Regions from separate parts of the Homo sapiens genome. Here region 1 is linked to region 2. A link is an interaction called in ENCODE POLR2A ChIA-PET data of the cell type or tissue named here. Cell type or tissue: A673. All regions are shown on one strand. Each heading gives the region's core, and the rest is flanking DNA. Links, peaks and the distances in the headings are about the cores only. Region 1 holds the start of NR2C2AP (nuclear receptor 2C2 associated protein). Region 2 overlaps SUGP2 (SURP and G-patch domain containing 2).

Region 1 (8,317 bases), core at 1-8,000, 190 kb after region 2:
CTGTGTTTGGGACAGAAATCATTCCTCTTCCCTCCTCATGTTTTCGGGGGGTTTGTTTTTTTGTTCGAGGCAGAAAGTCTTGCTCTATCACCCAGGCTGGAATGAAGTGGTGCAGGCACAGCTTACTGCAGCCTCGATCTCCCAGGCTCAAGTGATCCTCCCACCACAGCCTCCCGAGTAGCTGGGACCACAGGCATTCGTCACCATGCCTGGCTAATTTTTTGTTGTTGCTTTTTTTTTTTTTTTTTTTGGACATGGAGTCTCGCGCTGTCACCCAGGCTGGAGTGCAATGGCGCCATCTCGGCTCACTGCAACTTCCACCTCCCAGGTTCAAGCGATTCTCCTGCCTCAGCCTCCTGAGTAGCTGGGACCACAGGTGCACACCATGACGCCCGGCTAATTTTTATATTTTTAGTAGAGACGGGGTTTCACCATGTTGGTCAGGCTGGTCTTGAACTCCTGACCTTGTGATCCGCCTGTGTTGGCCTCCCAAAGTGCTGGGATTACAGGTGTGAGCCACCACGCCTGGCTGTGTTGTTGTTTTTTTAGAAGAGACAGGGTCTCGCTATGTTGCCCAGGCTGGTCTCAAACTCCTGGGCTCAAGTGATCCTTCTTCCCCAGCCTCCTGAGTAGCTGGGACTACAGGCATGTACCACTCTACCCAGCTAATTTTTAAAATCTTTTTTATTTATTTTTTGAGACAGAGTCTCGCTCTGTCACCCAGGCTGGAGTGCAGTGGCACAATCTCGGCTCACTGCAACCTCTGCCTCCCAGGCAAACAATTCTCCTGCCTCAGCCTCCTGAATAGCTGGGATTACAAGTGCCTGCCACCACACCTGGCTAATTTTTTTTTTTTTTTTTTTTTTTTTTTGAGATGGAGTTTCGCTCTTGTTGCCCAGGCTGGAGTGCTATGGCGTGATCTCGGCTCACTGCAACTTCCGCCTCCCAGGTTCAAGCAATTCTCCTGCCTCAGCCTCCCAAGTAGCTGGGATTACAGGCATGCACCACCATGCCCAACTAATTTTTTGCATTTTTAGTAGAGTCAGGGTTTCTCCATGTTGGTCAGGTGATCTCAAACTCCCGACCTCAGGTGATCCACCCGCCTCAGCTTCCCAAAGTGCTGGGATTACAGGCATGAGCCACCACACCCGGCTGCACCTGGCTAATTTTTGTAGTTTTAGTAGAGATGGGGTTTCATCATGTTGGTCAGGCTGGCCTTTCCTGACTTCAAGTGATCCACCTACCTTGGCCTCCCAAAGTGCTAGGATTACAGGTGTGAGCCACCAAGCCCAGCCTAATTTTTAAATTTTTTTGGTAGAGACAGCGTTTTGCTCTGTTGCCCAAGCTGGCCTCAAATTCCTGAGCTCAAGCAGTCCTCCCCACTGGACCTCCCAAAGTGCTGGGATTATAGGTGTGAGCCACCATGCCCAGGCTCATCTTTTCATGAAAGTCACAATTCACACATTTTGCTTGGTAGGAAATATTTTTATATTAATTCTGAAAAGCTACAAAAGTGCATTTTTACAAACTTAGGGGAAGTTGAGGTTCCTGGGGTGAGTCCTCGGTTCTCCCAGCTTTGCTCTGTAATGCAGGTCTCTGCAAGGGTCCCTGTTTGTCCCCTAAGGGGAGAGCGCAGGTTGGCCTGTGCCTCCACCCCACTCCCGATTCAAGCTCACAGCCCACCTTTTCCCTGCCCCATCTCAGTGCAACAGGTGATCGAGAACCACATCCTCAAGCTCTTCCAGAGCAACCTGGTGCCCGCTGACCCTGAGTGAAGGCCGCCTGCCGGGGACTCAGACACTCAGGGAACAAAATGGTCAGCCAGAGCTGGGGAAACCCAGAACTGACTTCAAAGGCAGCTTCTGGACAGGTGGTGGGAGGGGACCCTTCCCAAGAGGAACCAATAAACCTTCTGTGCAGAATGAGGGACTTTGCTGTGCTTCCCGGAGGGCTTCCTGGAGGAGACAGCCCCTAGAGGTCTCACACCTTCTCCCCAAGCACCCGCAGGTGGTAGATGACCACACGGCCAAAAAAGTCAGTGGCATCCTCAAACGTCACCTTCAGCCGGTCCACTTCAGCAGCTGGTATGGGGAAAGTGTGAGCGTGGGCAGTCAAGGGAAACTGGTGATTTCTGGTTTCCCACCCGCAGGCCCCCACCCCTTCCAGACCCAGCTCACACTCCACCGATGTGGGCAACCTGGGGAAGCTGCAGGTCCCTCTAAGCCTCTCACACAGAACAGGTGGTCATCAGCACCATTTTACAGAAAAAGTGGAGTCCTAGAGGTCACGTGTTCAAGATCACACATCAGGGTTCCCATTCGGGTTTGGGTGAGTCCAAAGCTTCCAGAGGCACAGACCACCCACCCCAGAAGCAGGGGCAGGATATCTGAAGCGAGTTGTTGTCCTCAGGGTAGAAATCTACAATCTTGTGGAGAGCCTGAGTGCCCTGTGAACCTTCAGCAGAGAAAGGCAATGAGTGTCTGGGGTGACCCCTGGAACCCCTGCCACCCAGGGCCTTCTAGTACCTTCCAGGCAGCCCCGGCGACTGGAGAAGCCACCCTGAAACTGGATCTGCAGCTGGGAGACACGGATGAGCTGGGGAAACTCCAGCGTCACCCACTGGGAGGGGCCCTGGAAGCAGACAGGGAAACTGAGGCGCAAGCTCACTGCAGGCACAGAGCCCTGCTATGCCTGTCTCATTCACATAGTTCTTGGAATGGAGGGGAAGAAGGAAATTCGGCACATGTTCCTTTCCTGGCCACCCATGAGGGCCCCCTGACGTTCTCAAGGCATGAGATCTGAATCTGAATCACCCTAGAGATGGAGGGTCGAGGGAGGCGCCTCACCTGGTCTGAGTTCCAACATGTCTCCTCATCCTGGTCGAAAAGATGTTTTTTTCCAAACTGCCGAGTGTTGCGATTCAGCACTGAACTCACCCTGGAGGCACCAGGATCAAGGCGAAGAGAGGGGCTGAGACCAGCTCTCAGCTCCGCGGAGGGCCTGACCCCCAGATCTGTCCACTGAGGGCTCGACCCCAGGCTTAGGGCCTCGCCACTGCCTGTCCCCACAGACTCTTACCTGCTCACTGTCTCTGGACAAACCAAAGAGTGGGTCATGTCGGTTCCACAAGACCTCGCAGGGCTTAGGATTGGGCACAGCCTTGGTTCGAATCCCGGCGCCTCCTCAAGCTACAGGGCGGCGCGATCTTGGCTACGCCTTGGCCTGAACGTCCTCACCTGTAACTTGGGACGAGAACCGCCACTCCCTCGCCCACCCCAGTCCTAAATGTCGCCTCGATCAATCCCCTGCCGGAAAATTTGGGAGAGAGGATCAGGGAAACCGCCAATGCCCGGAGGCCAGGCCTTTCACAGGAAACAGATTTCCCGCGGGTTTCGGGGGCGGTGGCTTTTTGTGCGAGGCTGTTTCTCTGCGAATAGCTCTTGGAGCCAAATCTTGGGACCCGGAACCGCGTGGGCTTGGCGCATGCGTGTTGTAATTCAGGCGCCGACCGCGGACGCTCCAGAGGTGGGGTTTGGTTCGACCCCGCCCCTTCATGCTCGCTTCTTAAAGGGCCCGGGTTCGATGATTGAATTTACCTTGGTTCCCTTGAAGCTGTAGGGAAAAGGCTGGCTGCGCGCACGGGGCGCTGTCCCTCGGCGCCCGAAGGTGTAGAGCACTGATTTTGACTGATTTTGGAATCCGAAAGACTTCCTTTTTTTTTTTTTTTTTTTGAGGCGGAGTCTCACTGTCGCCCAGGCTGGAGTGCAGTGGCACGATCTCCGCTCACTGCAAGCTCCGCCCCCTGGGTTCACGCCGTTCTCCTGCCTCAGCCTCCCAAGTAGCTGGGAATACAGGCGCCCGCCACCACGCCCGGCTAATTTTTCGTATATTTAGTAGAGACGGGGTTTCACCGTGTTAGCCAGAATGGTCTTGATCTCCTGACCTCGTGATCCAGCCGCCGGGGCTTCCAAAGTGCTGGGATTACAGGCTTGAGCCACCGCGCCCGGCCTTTTTTTTTTTTTTTTTTTGAAGTGGGGTCTCACTGTCACCCAGGCTGGAGTACAATGGTGGGATCGCGGCTCTCTGCGACCTCTGCCTCCCAGGCTCCAGCAATCCTCCTACCCAGCTTCCCGAATAGTTGGAACTAGTAGGCGCGCGCCACCACGGCAGGCTATTTTGTTTGTTTGTTTGTTTGTTTGTTTTTTGGTAGAGATGAGGTTTCGCCATGTTGCCCAGATTGGTCTCGAACTCCTGGGCTCAAGTGATCCGCCCACCTCAGCCTCCCAAAGTGCTGGGATTACAGGCGTAAGCCACCGCGCCCGGCCAGAGAGACTTCCTATGACAATGTCTTTCTTCCTACTCTAACCTACTCTACCCTAACGGCTACCCTAACCTACTCTAACCTACTCTACCCTAACCACTAAATGCAGCCTGGGAATCCCCGAACTTCACTGCCTCCCGGAGGCCAAAGGCAGAGTTGTGGAAAAGGCCACGATGTTGGGAGTATCTGAAGTCCTCATCAACCCTTTTTGTTCTTGTTGGGACAGAGGAGCCCTGGCCTCCAAGTTTGTCTTTCCCAGAAAATGCTGCTGGGACGTCAAGGAAGGCTTCTTGGAGGAGGGAGCATGCGAGGTCGGGTGTTTTTTGTTGTTTCTGTTTTGTTTTGTTTCGAGACGGAGCCTCACTTTGTTGCCCAGGCTGGAGTGCAGTGGTGTGATCTCAGCTCACTGCAACCTCCGCCTCCCAGGTTCAAGTGATTCCCCTGCCTCAGCCTCCTGAGTAGCTGTGACTACAGGTGCGCACCACTATGCCTGGCTAATTTTTGTATTTTTAGTAGAGATGGGGTTTCGCTATCTTGGCCAGGCTGGTCTCGAACTCCTAACCTCGTGATCTGCCCGCCTTGGCCTCCCAAAGTGCTGGGATTACAGGTGTGAGCCACCGCACCCAGGCTGTGAGGTGGGTTTTGAAGCATGAACAGGAGTTTGCCAAACAAAGCCTCAGATACCAAGCTGAAGATTTGGTTCACTGATTCACTAGACACCTCCTGCAAGCTCTACTGTCACACTGTCATGTCCAGCCTTCTGCTGGATGATGCTGGGGACAGCAAGAGGCCTCAGCTCCAGGCCTGTCCCAGAGGAGCCCCTGATCTGGGCAAGACAGAGGTAGACATAGACACTCCTAGCCCCAAGGGAGAGATGGGGCCGGAGGAGCAGGGGCTCTACCTGGAGGAAGGGCTTCCTGGGAAAGGGGATGTTAGAACTGCACCTTAATAGGGGGTCAGGCGCCAGGAATTCACAAGGGTGAGAAAATCTGGAGTGGGGAGGGTGTCCCAGGCAGGGAGCTTAGCATAAGCCAAGGCCTAGTTGGGTGAAAGACCATGAATTTGAATAAAATATGTGGAGCCACATCCTGCTGGGCCCGGAGCAGTCATGGAAGGTGTTGGAGAAAGGGCAGGACACCATCCGTTCTGCATGAATGGAGGGTTCCAAGACAGAGCAGCCACTGGCAAGAGGCTGTTGTTCCTGGCTTTAGCTGAATGGTCTGGCAGCCAGCCCCTTTCTTCAAGGGCTGGAGGAATGGTCCTTCCGGCATCCTACTAGTGTCTGCTCAAACCCACCCCAGGCAGCAGGGGTGGGGGCTGGCGGGGAAACTGGGTCACCAGCAGAAGGCCTGTCTCTTCAGCCCCTGCCTGCCAGGGCTTTCCGCATTTAGACAGAGTCTGGTGCCATCCAAACCCAACTTCGCTGGTCTCAGGGCTGGGGCTGGAGGTGACAGGAAACTGTGCCCCCAACCTCACCCCCGGAAGGAAGTTAGAAAGAGCAAGGACACTGGAGAGCCCAGATCTGGTTCAAATCCTGGCTGGACCACTCATTGGCTGTGTGACCTTAGAAAAGCACCTTGACCTCTCTGAGCCTCAGTTTCTCATCTGTGAAATGGGGGGAATTCTATTAACGGCACTGTTGGAGGACTCTCTGGGTTCTTCAGGTTGACACATAGTAACAGTAGCTGACTTTCACTGAGAGTCCACCGTGTGTCTGACTTGAAGCCATGTTCTGTCGCCACCCATTGGCTCGTTAAACCTGCTGTGGCTGGTCCCTGTCATTCCCATTTTATAGCTGAGGACACATCAACTTAGCCAAGTCCCCCCAGTGAGGATATGCATGGCTCCAGGGCTCTCCACACCACTCCTGGCTTTGGCATGCGGCCTCCTTGCCCACGGGTATGAGGCCAGCTCCATACCCTCTTCCCGCCTCCTCACCCCACTGGCGCCTGGGCATGAAAGAGCCTCCTGTTTCTCCAGGGAATTAGCAGCTCTGGGCTCCCAGCAGGGCAGCCAAAAGTGGTCCATTCATTCGCTTGAGTGAGGAAAGACTAAGAGCTCCCACCCCCACCCCAGGGAATGGGGCAGGGAGGGCTCTAGAAGGTCCAAAAGCAGCTCCTCTGGTTCACTTGGGGAAACTGAGGCACAGAAAAGCAAAGTCATTTGGCCAAGATCACCAAGGGGAACTGGGATGCAAACCCCAGTCTCACTCTGGAGTTCCCCTAACTGGGCTTGGGTTAGCATTTTTCTGGGGAGAAATTGGAGGTTTAGAGAGAGTCAGGGACTTGCTGGCAGTCACACAGCAAGTTTGGGTCAGTGGGGACTCTCTGCCTTGGTGGTGTCTGGGGAGGCAGCCCCACCCATGCAGAAAACAGGTCCTTCTGTCCATGATTTCATTATCCTGGAACAAGGCAGGGAATGGCCCTCAGATAGCTTCAAGCCTCAGTTTCCCCACTGGGAGATGGATGTAACCTTTTCCCTAAGGTCTTAGCCTGGGGCATCTGCAAGGGAGGGTTTGATGGGATTCCCTGAGCCTGGAGACCCCCATCCGGCAGGTCTGGGTCTGATTTATCTACCGGAGCCCATCAGGACCCCTCTCCGAGGAGACAGATGTTCACACAGTAGCAGCTGGGGTTATGAGTCCTGGTGCAGTGCAAGCCTGGGTCCCACTGGAGGTGACAGTGGGAGTGGGAGGGGTGTCTGGGTGTGAAAGGATTCAGGTGGGTGTGTATGGGAGCACCAGGAGCTGCGTGTGTGTGGCTGTTGTAACAGTGGCTGGGAGGGCTACAGATCTCGGGGTTGGTGGCATTGGTGGTGTTGGTGTGAACATGGTTGTGTGCTCACTACCTGTGGGTGTGTCTGTGACTAGAAACCTGGTTGGGTGTGAGCAATGTGGGGCCAACGTAGGCTCTTTGCTGCTGGCAGGAAGGCGAAGGTGTTGTGGGTGTGAGCAGCAGTGGGTGTGTTTGCATGTGGAGGGACACTGGTGCAGCCCAGCTCATAGCTTTGCCTTCGGTTGTGGAGCAAGTGTGACTTGTGTGTGGCCCAGGCCAGGTATGGTTGTGTGTGGCCTGACCAGGTTGATTGTGTATGTGATTGTGTGTGGCCCATTGTGGCTGTGCATGGCTGGGTGTGGTTGTGCATGGCTGGGTGTGGTTGTGTACGGCTGGGTGTAGTTGTGCATGGCTGGATGTCGTTGTACATGGCTGAGTGTGGTTGTGTATGGCTGGGTGTGGTTGTGCATGGCTGGGTGTGGTTGTACATGGCTGAGTGTGGTTGTGTATGGCTGGGTGTGGTTGTGCACGACCAAGTGTGATTGTGTGTGGCTGAGTGTGATTGTATATGGCCAGGTTTGCCTGTGCATGGTTGGTGAAACCTGTGTGTGGCCCGGTGTGGTTGTGCATGACTGGGTGTGGTTGTGTATGGCTGAGTGTGGTTGTATATGGCTGGGTGTGGTTGTGTATGGCTGAGTGTGGTTTTATATGGCTGGGTGTGGTTGTGTATGGCTGGATGTGGTTGTCATTGGCTGGGTGTGGTTGTGCATGGCTGGGTGTAGTTGTGCATGGCTGGGTGTGGCGTGTATGGCTGGGTGTGGTTGTGCATGGCTGGGTGTGGTTGTGTATGGCTGGGTGTGGTGTGTATGGCTGGGTGTGGTTGTACATGACCAGGTATGATTGTGTATGGCTGGGTGTCATTGTGTATGGTCAGGTTTGGTCATGTGTGGTGGGTGAGACCTGTGTGTGGCCAGGTGAGGTTGCATGTGAGCCACCTGTGCTGTTAGTGTGGCTGGGGTGTGGCTGGGGTGTGACTGTGTGTGTCAGTGGTTGTTGGTGGCATTGTGTGTGACTTACCCATGTGTCACCTTGGGCATGTTCAGAGGCACTTTGGAGGCACTGTCCACCCCTGAGACCCAGCTCTCTTGGAGGGTCCAGCCTCCCTCCCCACCTCTGCTCTGGTCTGCCAGTACCATCCCCCACCCCTCCCCCACTGGCAGCA
Region 2 (8,325 bases), core at 143-8,142:
GATCCCATTTCCACAAAATAAAAAAATTAGCCAGGGTGGTGGTGCATGCCTATAGTCCCAGCTACTCTGGAGGCTAAGGTGGGAGGATCACTTGAGCCCAGGAAGTCGAGAGGCTGTGGTGAGCTGTGATTGCACCACTGCACTCCAGTCTGGGCAACAGAGCAAGACCCTATCTTTAAAAAAAAAAAAAACCTTCTCCTTCTAGTGTCTTTACTTTTTTCATCATTTTCCTTCTAGCTTCATGAGTTGATTACAGCTCACCGCAGCCTCGACCTTCTGGGTTCAGGTGATCCTCCCACCTCAGCCTCCCCAGTAGCTGGGACTACAGGCGCGCACCACCACGCCTGGCTAATTTTTGTGTTTTTGGTTGAGAGGACATTTCACCATGTTGCCTAGGCTGATCTCAAACTCTTGGGCTCAAGGTAGCCATACGCCTCAGCCTCTCAAAGTGCTGGGATTACAGGTGTGAGCCACTGCACCTGGCCCACTATTTCTAATAAAGTCACCTGAAGTCACTCTTTCTCTTAAGTATTTTTATGACTGCATCTGGTATATAATGTTCTTCTTGCCACTTCCTTCTAAATTGCTTCTAATTTCAGCTATGATTACCCTTCACTCAAAAGTTATTCAGAAACATGTTTTATTTTGGTTGTTGCTGGTTTCTAGTTTGCTGTATTGGCATAATGTGGCCCACGTGAATTTCCTGGGTGTGCTGTGATTTTCTCTGTGATTTCATACATAACGAACTTTTAAGATGGGCGTGGTGGCTCACGCCTGTAATCCCAGCACTTTGGGAGGCGGAAGCAGGTGGGTCGCTTGAGCCCAGGAGTTCAAGACCAGTCTGGGCAACATGGCGAAACCCCATCTCTTTAAAAATAAATAAATAAATAACCACCCCACAACAAACATAACAGACTTTTGTGAATATTTGATTTCAGTTTGTGTTAAAGAAGAATATTGCTTAGTAAGTATGGCAGTATTTCAGGTGGCTTTCAGATTGTTTGATATTAAGTAGCGACATATCAGTTATTAGATGAGGTTCCAGATTACCAGTGACAAGCCAACTAGAAGTAAGGTGGCTGTGTGTTGCACAGCATTGGCAGCACTGTGTGATGTGGCATGTCCCTGGCAGGCAGCTCCATACACAAGCTCCTGCTGACACTGTTAGCCAGTTGAGGTCTGTCTGGACCTGACAAAACGACTGAGTACCGGCTCCACTGCTGCCCTGGCACTCTGTTGGGCTAACGGTGGCATCCTGCAAGATCATGCCCTAATAAGCAATAGCGCTCAATTAAGAGAATGCTGACCAACATGGGCACTCTGGTTCTCAAGTCAAACACAGCCCCAGCAAGGCAACTCCTCATCAAGGGCAGAGCGCAGAATCAGGGCCAGGTGACCTGACTGCCCCAGTCACTCATGGCTCTGATGGCTTTCCTTGTTCCTGGATGGTTCTGATGCCAAGTGCAGTCCGAGGATGTCAGTCCCAAATGCATCTCCCAAGTTCCAGTGGAACATAACATCAAGAACAGAGAACACTCAACAAGCCAGTCTGCTGGCTTCAAATCTCAGCATAGCCACTTATTAGCTGGGAACCTTTCTGTGCCTCAGTTTCTCCATCTGTAAGACAGGGAAGATGATAAGCAGTAGCTACTTCATCATACAGCTGTGAGGCCTGCGTTATAAGCTTTTCACTAGGAGGCAAGTGCTATGAAAACTGCCTAGTAGTCATTAACCGCTCAACAAATATTAGCAGATTGTCTCTGTTTATGCTCATTTCCTGTGTTATAAAATCTTCCACAACCTTATTTGGATTACGTCGTCTACGCATTTCAGAGAAACATTAATGTCTCCTACCATGGTTTTGGATTCATCCAATTCCTCTTATCATGGTTTTGGACTTAAATGATTTTTTTTTTTTTGAGACGGAGTCTCGCTCTGTCACCCAGGCTGGAGTGCAGTGGCGCAATCTCGGATCACTGCAACCTCTGCCTCCTGGATTCAAGTGATTCTCCAGCCTCATCCTCCCGAGTAGCTGGGATTATAGGCACCCGCCACCACACCCAGCTAATTTTCGAATTTTTTTTAGCAGAGATGGGGTTTCACCATGTTGGCCAGGCTGGTCTTGAACTCCTGATCTCAGGTGATCTGCTCACCTTGGCCTCCCAAAGTGCTGGGATTACAGGCATGAGCCACCGCACCCAGCTCTGGACTTAAATGATTTCTAAAGGTTGTTTATTTACATGGCTCAAAGCTATGTAGTGCAGGCACCAAGATTCACAATCTATATGTTCGTGATGACTTTCCCTTTTATCAGGAACTTCTTTTGCTCCTTTTAGTGCTGTTCTCCTTAAAGTCTTTTTTGCCTAAACAATTCTCTACATCCTTTCTTTTTGGTAGCGTTCACCTGCTATGCAATTTCCCATCTCTGTGTTTTCCAATTCCTGTGTTTTTGCTTCTTTCTCTCTATAGTAGTACGGAAGTTATAGACCTCACTTCTGTTCCTTTAATGGCTAATCGACACACATACCTAAACTTTTATTTTGTATCAATATCCAGAATTACCCTTTAGCTCTATCCTCATGTCAAACAAGACAAAGGCCTGCACACCTACCTCCCTCCTTCCCCTTGTGCCTCACATATTTAGATCATCTGGGATTTTAGTTTCTTTTATTTCACCCCAAACATCAATTATTTAGATTTTATGTTAACTTTGGGGTGCTTGGACAATCCTGCTGAGGCTAGACCACAGGGATTCTTAGCCACTTGTTTTCCTGAGTGTGTGAACACGTAGGACCTGGTGGGCTCTCCCTGGAGAGCATGGTCAGGGCTGGCCCACTCCCAGGGGACAATTTAGAAGATGAGAGAAAACAAAGTATGACATATTCCTTCAGCTTTATATCCTGCACTGTTGTTATCATTTTCTAGGCTTGATGCTTTGCACTCTCTCATAGAAAAGGACGGAAGCCTGCCCCTTGGTGTTCCAAACAAGGAAGTAAAGCCATAGTGGATGTGTCTGTCTATACTTCTGATTGATTCATTGATTGATTTGAGACGGTGTTTTGCTCTTGTCGCCCAGGCTGGAGTGCAGTGGTGCGATCTCAGCTCACTGCAACCTCTGCCTCCTGGGTTCAAGTGATTCTCCTGCCTCAGCCTCCTGAGTAGCTGGGAGTATAGGCAGCCACCACCATGCCCAGCTAATTTTTTATTTTTAGTAGAGATGGGGTTTCATCATGTTGGCCAGGCTGGTCTCAAATTCCTGACCTCATGCGGCCCACTCGCCTCGGCTTCCCAAAGTGGTGGGATTACAGGTGTGAGTAACCGCACCTGGCTCTTCTGACATCTTTAGTGCACGACACGAGGCAGGTCACCTCGGCAAAGAGGCAATGGCCAGTTCTGTCCACAAGGCTCCAGTGGGAACAAATCATGCTTGTGGGGTGTGAGGGTGGAAGGTCTCAAATCTCTGCTGGCCCTCAGAGGGTGGAGATAAGAAGCCCTTCTTATATCTGCCTCCTAGAGGTCTGACTTTTTCACTTGCTAACTAATAAAAAGAATTTATTAAGGCTGGACATGATGGCTCATGCCTGTAACCCCAGTGATCTGGGGGATCGCTTGAGCCCAGGAGTTAGACACCAGCCTGGGCAACAGAGCAAAAACCCATTTCTTAAAAAAAGAAAAAAAAAAAAAAGCTGATAGCTGAATGCGGTGGTGTACTCCTGTAGTCTCAGCTACTTGGGAGGCTGAGGCAGGGGGATTTTGTGAGCCCAGGTTGAGGCTGCAGTGAACTATGATCATGCCACTGTGCTCTAGCCTGGGCAACAGAATGAAAACTCATCTCTTTAAACAAAAAAAAAAAAGAACTTATTAATCCACATATATCTTCAGAGAATGTCAATGGTCATGCATAAAACTGTTCAGTCAAGAAAAAGCAACATAGGCTTATTAAGAGATACAGAGGTAAGCCAGGTGCGGTGGCTCATGCCTGTAATTCCAGCGCTTTGGGAGGCCAAGGCAGGAGGATCATGAGGTCAGGAGATTGAGACCATCCTGGCTAACATGGTGAAATCCCGTCTCTACTAAAAATACAAAAAAATTAGCCGGGTGTGGTGGCAGGTGCCTGTAGTCCCAGCTACTAGGGAGGCTGAGGCAGGAGAATGGTGTGAACCCGGGAGGCAGAGCTTGCAGCGAGCCAAGATCCCGCCACTGCACTCCAGCCTGGGGGACAGAGCGAGACTCTGTCTCAAAAAATAAATAAATAAATAAATAAATAAATAAATAATAAAAAGAGATACAGAGGTAGCCGTGAGAAGTAGTTTGAAGAACTAAGTGACTGCCTTCAAGGAGTGGAACATGGAAACAGGTCACAGCAGAAACATTTGGCTTTTCATTATGCGTTCAATTGACTGTTTTGTTAAATACAACATACAAGGAGCATTTTGACTTAAGAATTCAAACATGCACACCAGAAACCTAAGTTTAGCAGTTTCTTTACTTATTGCTGTGCTTTTGTATCACACTCTTTCCTCTTACAGTCTCTTGGTAATTCCTTCTCTTTTTTTTGAGACAGAGTCATGCTCCGTTGTACCCAGGCTGGAGTGCAGTGGTGCGATCTTGGCTCACTGCAACCTCTGCCTCCCGGGTTCAAGTGATTCTTGTGCCTCGGTCTCCCAAGTAGCTGGGATTACAGGCGCCTGTCACCATGCCCAGCTAATTTTTTGTATTTTTATTAGAGACACGGTTTCACTATGTTGGCCAGGCTGGTCTCGAACTCCCAACCTCAAGTCATCTGTCCCCCTCGGTCTCCCAAAGTGTTGGGATTACAGGCGTGAGCCACTGCACCCAGCCAGGTAATTCCTTGTGAAGGAGTTTTTGGATGATAAAGTCTCTGGGACCAACTCCTAAATCTTTCCTTCTTCAGGATCTATTCTATCAGCCAACCGCTGAGATTTTTATTTCAATCTATTTTTCATTTCCAAGATCCTTAATAGAATCGTTTTCATAGCAACCAGTGTCTGTTTCATGGATACAATATACTCTTATTACCTGAGACTATTCATTGCACATACATATTTATAGACTACACCTCCTCTTTCTCATAGTGACTCTGTCTTCTAGGGTGTCAGGAGTTGGTTGAGTTTGGTGATGCTCTTTCATGATACTGGTTTACCTCAAATATCAGTTCTTAGTTTGATGCTTATTTCTGGGACTACAGGCACCCGCCACCAGGCCCGGCTAATTTTTTTTTGTATTTTTAGTAGAGACAGGGTTTCACCGTGTTCGCCAGGATGGTCTCGATCTCCTGATCTCGTGATCCACCCACCTTATAGGTGTGAGCCACCATGCCCGGCCGCTTATTTCTGATTTTGTACCCTGCCCTGCCCCCTATCCAAACATACCCCTGACTCTGGCTTCCGTCTGCTGCCCCTGGTTATCAGTGGTCATGAGACCACTGGGCCATGTGCAGGGGTCATGGGGCAGAGGCACCAGCCCCCAGGCCTCTCAGGGCCTCCTATTCCTCCAGCCTAATCACCTTATCAACCACCTGTAAAGTGCCCCTGGGCCTTCTAAGTCTGGATGCCTTCTTACCAAGAGGGTCGGTATCTGCTTGCATCTGTCAATCTGACAATCCTTCAACATGCACACTGGTTCAGACCACAGACCCTGGATTTGAATCTCAACTCTGCCTCTTACTAGTTGTGGATCCTCAAGGCAAGAGGGCTCTTGGAGCCTCAAAGTTTCTTGTCTGTAAAATAAGCATAGCAAGAGACCTGCCTCCCAACGTTGTTTATGAGGATTCAACCAGCTAGTGCTTAAATCAGTAATGTGCTTAGAACAGTACCAACTGCACAGAAGGCACAAGTGTTTATTAAATAAAAAGTATTCAATAAATGATGCTGGGACAATTAGGTTATTTGGGAATTTTTAACTTTTAAGTTACATGCCTACCTCATTCAATACATGAAAATAATCCAAACTCAAGAATTTTGTAAAAATAAAACCACAATAAGCTCCAACCTTCCCCTTGGTAAATCATGGTGGGTAGGACCAAAGACATGGAAATGTATGCCTTTCAAGCATCTTTAGTAATTACAACAGCAAGCATAGCAAGTCCAGTATGGGTACAATCTGACTACCAAAAAGGGCACACTCAGGAGGTCAAGGCTGCAGTGGGCTGTGATAGCACCCCTGCATTGCAGCCTGGGCAACAGAGTGAGATCCTGTCACTAACAAAAAACAGAAAACAAAAGAGGGCACAGCACACCTACAGAGTAGCAGTGAGAAAGTCAATTAGTACAGATAACCTATGGAGAGTAATCTAATGATAAACATCAATGGTCTCCATCAGGGGCAGCTCTGCCTGCCATGGGACACCAGGCAGTGTCTGGATGTATTCTGGGTTGTTACTAGTGAGACAGAAGGTCCTACTAACATCAAACGGATAGAGGCCACAGATGCTGCTAAACAGCCTGCAATGTCCAGGACAGCTCCAACCCTAATACAGAATGATCCAGCCTCAGTGCTGCAGCTGAGGCTGGGCGCGGTGGCTCACGCCTGTAATCCCAGCACTTTGGGAGGCCAAGGCAGGCGGATCGCATGATTTCAGGAGTTCAAGACCACCCTGGGCAACATGGTAAAACCCCGTCTCTACTAAAATACAAAAAATTAGCTGGGTGTGGTGGCGGGCACCTGTAATCCCAGTTACTTGGGAGGCTGAGGCACAAGAATTGCTTGAACCTGGGAAACAGAGGTTGTAGTGAGCCGAGATCACACCACTATACTCCAGCCTGGCGACAGAGCAAGATTCCGTTAACAAATAATAATAATAAAAATAAAAAGTGCTGCAGCTGAGAAACTGACATAAATCAAAAGCCTCTAACATGAGCTTTAACCCAGCAGTTTCACGCCCAGATATCATAATAAACTGCCAGAAAGGTAGGCAGAAATACAATCAAAGCACTGATCATCACTTTTTTTTTTTTTTTTTAAGAGAAATGGTGTCTCAGCCCAGCACAGTGGCTTACGCCTGTAATCCCAGCACTTTGGGAGGCCAAGGCAGGTGGGTCACCTGAGGTCAGGAGTTCGAGACCAACCTGGCCAACATGGTGAAACCCCATCTCTACTAAAAATACACAGATTTGAGACCTTCCACCCTCACACCCCACAAGCATTATTTGTTGCCACTGGAGCCCTGTGGACAGAACTGGCCATTGCCTCTTTGCTGAGGTGACCTGCCTCATGTCGTGCACCTGTAATCCCAGCTACTTGGGAGGCTGAGGCACGAGAATCGCTTGAACTCAGGAGACGGAGGTTGCAGTAAGCCAAGATTGCGCCACTGTACTCCAGCCTGGGTGACAGAGCAAGACTCTTTCTCTGGCTTGTTCTTTACTTTCTCTAATAAGAAAGTACTATATTTAGGACGCAAACTGTAATTTTAATAAGTTGTTCGGCCGGGCGCGGTGGCTCACGCCTGTAATCCCAGCACTTTGGGAGGCTGAGGCAGGTGGATCATGAGGTCAGGAGATCGAGACCATCCTGGCTAACACTATGAAACCCCATCTCTACTAAAAACACAAAAAATTAGCCAGGCGTGGTGGTGGGCTCCTGTAGTCCCAGCTACTCGGGAGGCTGAGGCAGGACAAAGGCATGAACCCGGGAGGCGGAGGTTGCGGTGAGCCGAGATAGCGCCACTGCACTCCAGCCTGGGCGACAGAGCAAGGCTCCGTCTCAAAAAAAAAAAAAAAAAAAAAAGTTGTTCTATTTACATAAAGAGGCAATTAAGCAAAAGACAGTTTAACAAATATTAGCAATAAATTGCAAACAACTGCAATGATGTATTACTAATCTTACTACCCTTACTCTGTATTCTCTGCATGCACATCTCACTGCATCCTTAAAACAGCCCAGCAGGGACTTGGAGCTGTAGTCACAGGTGAGAGAAGGCCACCCACCCAGCTGGCCTACCACTGGTCTGCAGCAGAGCTGGGGCTTGCTGAACCCACATAAATCTGAGCCACCCTCATGCTCTTCTCACTGGAGAACACCACTTGCTCAAGTATCTCACCCTCTGCTCTCAATACCATCAGAGTGACCCAAATTTTGCCATATACTCCATGAGAGGGATTCACAGCGTGGACATTTAAAGACCTACCAGTAAGCAGGGTCCTCTTTGAGAAGAGTTCTCTCTTTGGGAGACAGGCTGCCTTCGATGACACGTTTCACAAGCTGGTCGATGGTGCCCACTACCCTGTGATCTGCTCGCTGGGGGACAGCTGGAACACACAGAACAGCTTCTCTGAGAAATATGCTGAATGTGGGCTCTGAGAAGAC

The links. Peaks named below come from ENCODE experiments on the same cell type or tissue, not always from the same donor. Only the 100,000 strongest peaks of a DNase experiment are listed, where the experiment ranks them.
Region 1: POLR2A ChIA-PET joins it to region 2 with 6 read pairs; 4 of 35 experiments call an interaction of 5 or more read pairs at or near these places.

Annotation. Positions count from the first base shown.
Region 1 is chr19:19,199,945-19,208,261 of GRCh38, forward strand. RFXANK (regulatory factor X associated ankyrin containing protein) reads left to right here. Exons shown (of 10, transcript NM_003721.4): 10 at 1,705-1,922. The coding sequence ends at 1,775. It overlaps NR2C2AP (nuclear receptor 2C2 associated protein), which reads right to left and starts at 3,470. Exons shown (of 5, transcript NM_176880.6): 1 at 3,079-3,470; 2 at 2,847-2,937; 3 at 2,526-2,631; 4 at 2,387-2,454; 5 at 1,465-2,097. The coding sequence starts at 3,116. The coding sequence ends at 1,981. RefSeq lists a silencer at 2,446-2,712 and an enhancer at 3,376-3,670. In A673, for the core only: a CTCF peak has its summit at 4,509 (motif pointing left); a DNase peak (open chromatin) is centred at 3,487; H3K4me3 peaks cover 1,588 bases; H3K27ac peaks cover 1,329 bases.
Region 2 is chr19:19,010,963-19,019,287 of GRCh38, forward strand. SUGP2 (SURP and G-patch domain containing 2) reads right to left here. Exons shown (of 11, transcript NM_001017392.5): 4 at 8,147-8,267. Among named protein-coding and RNA genes, the nearest start is that of SUGP2, 18 kb to the right of the region's middle. In A673, for the core only: no CTCF peak of the experiment used is centred there; no DNase peak of the experiment used is centred there.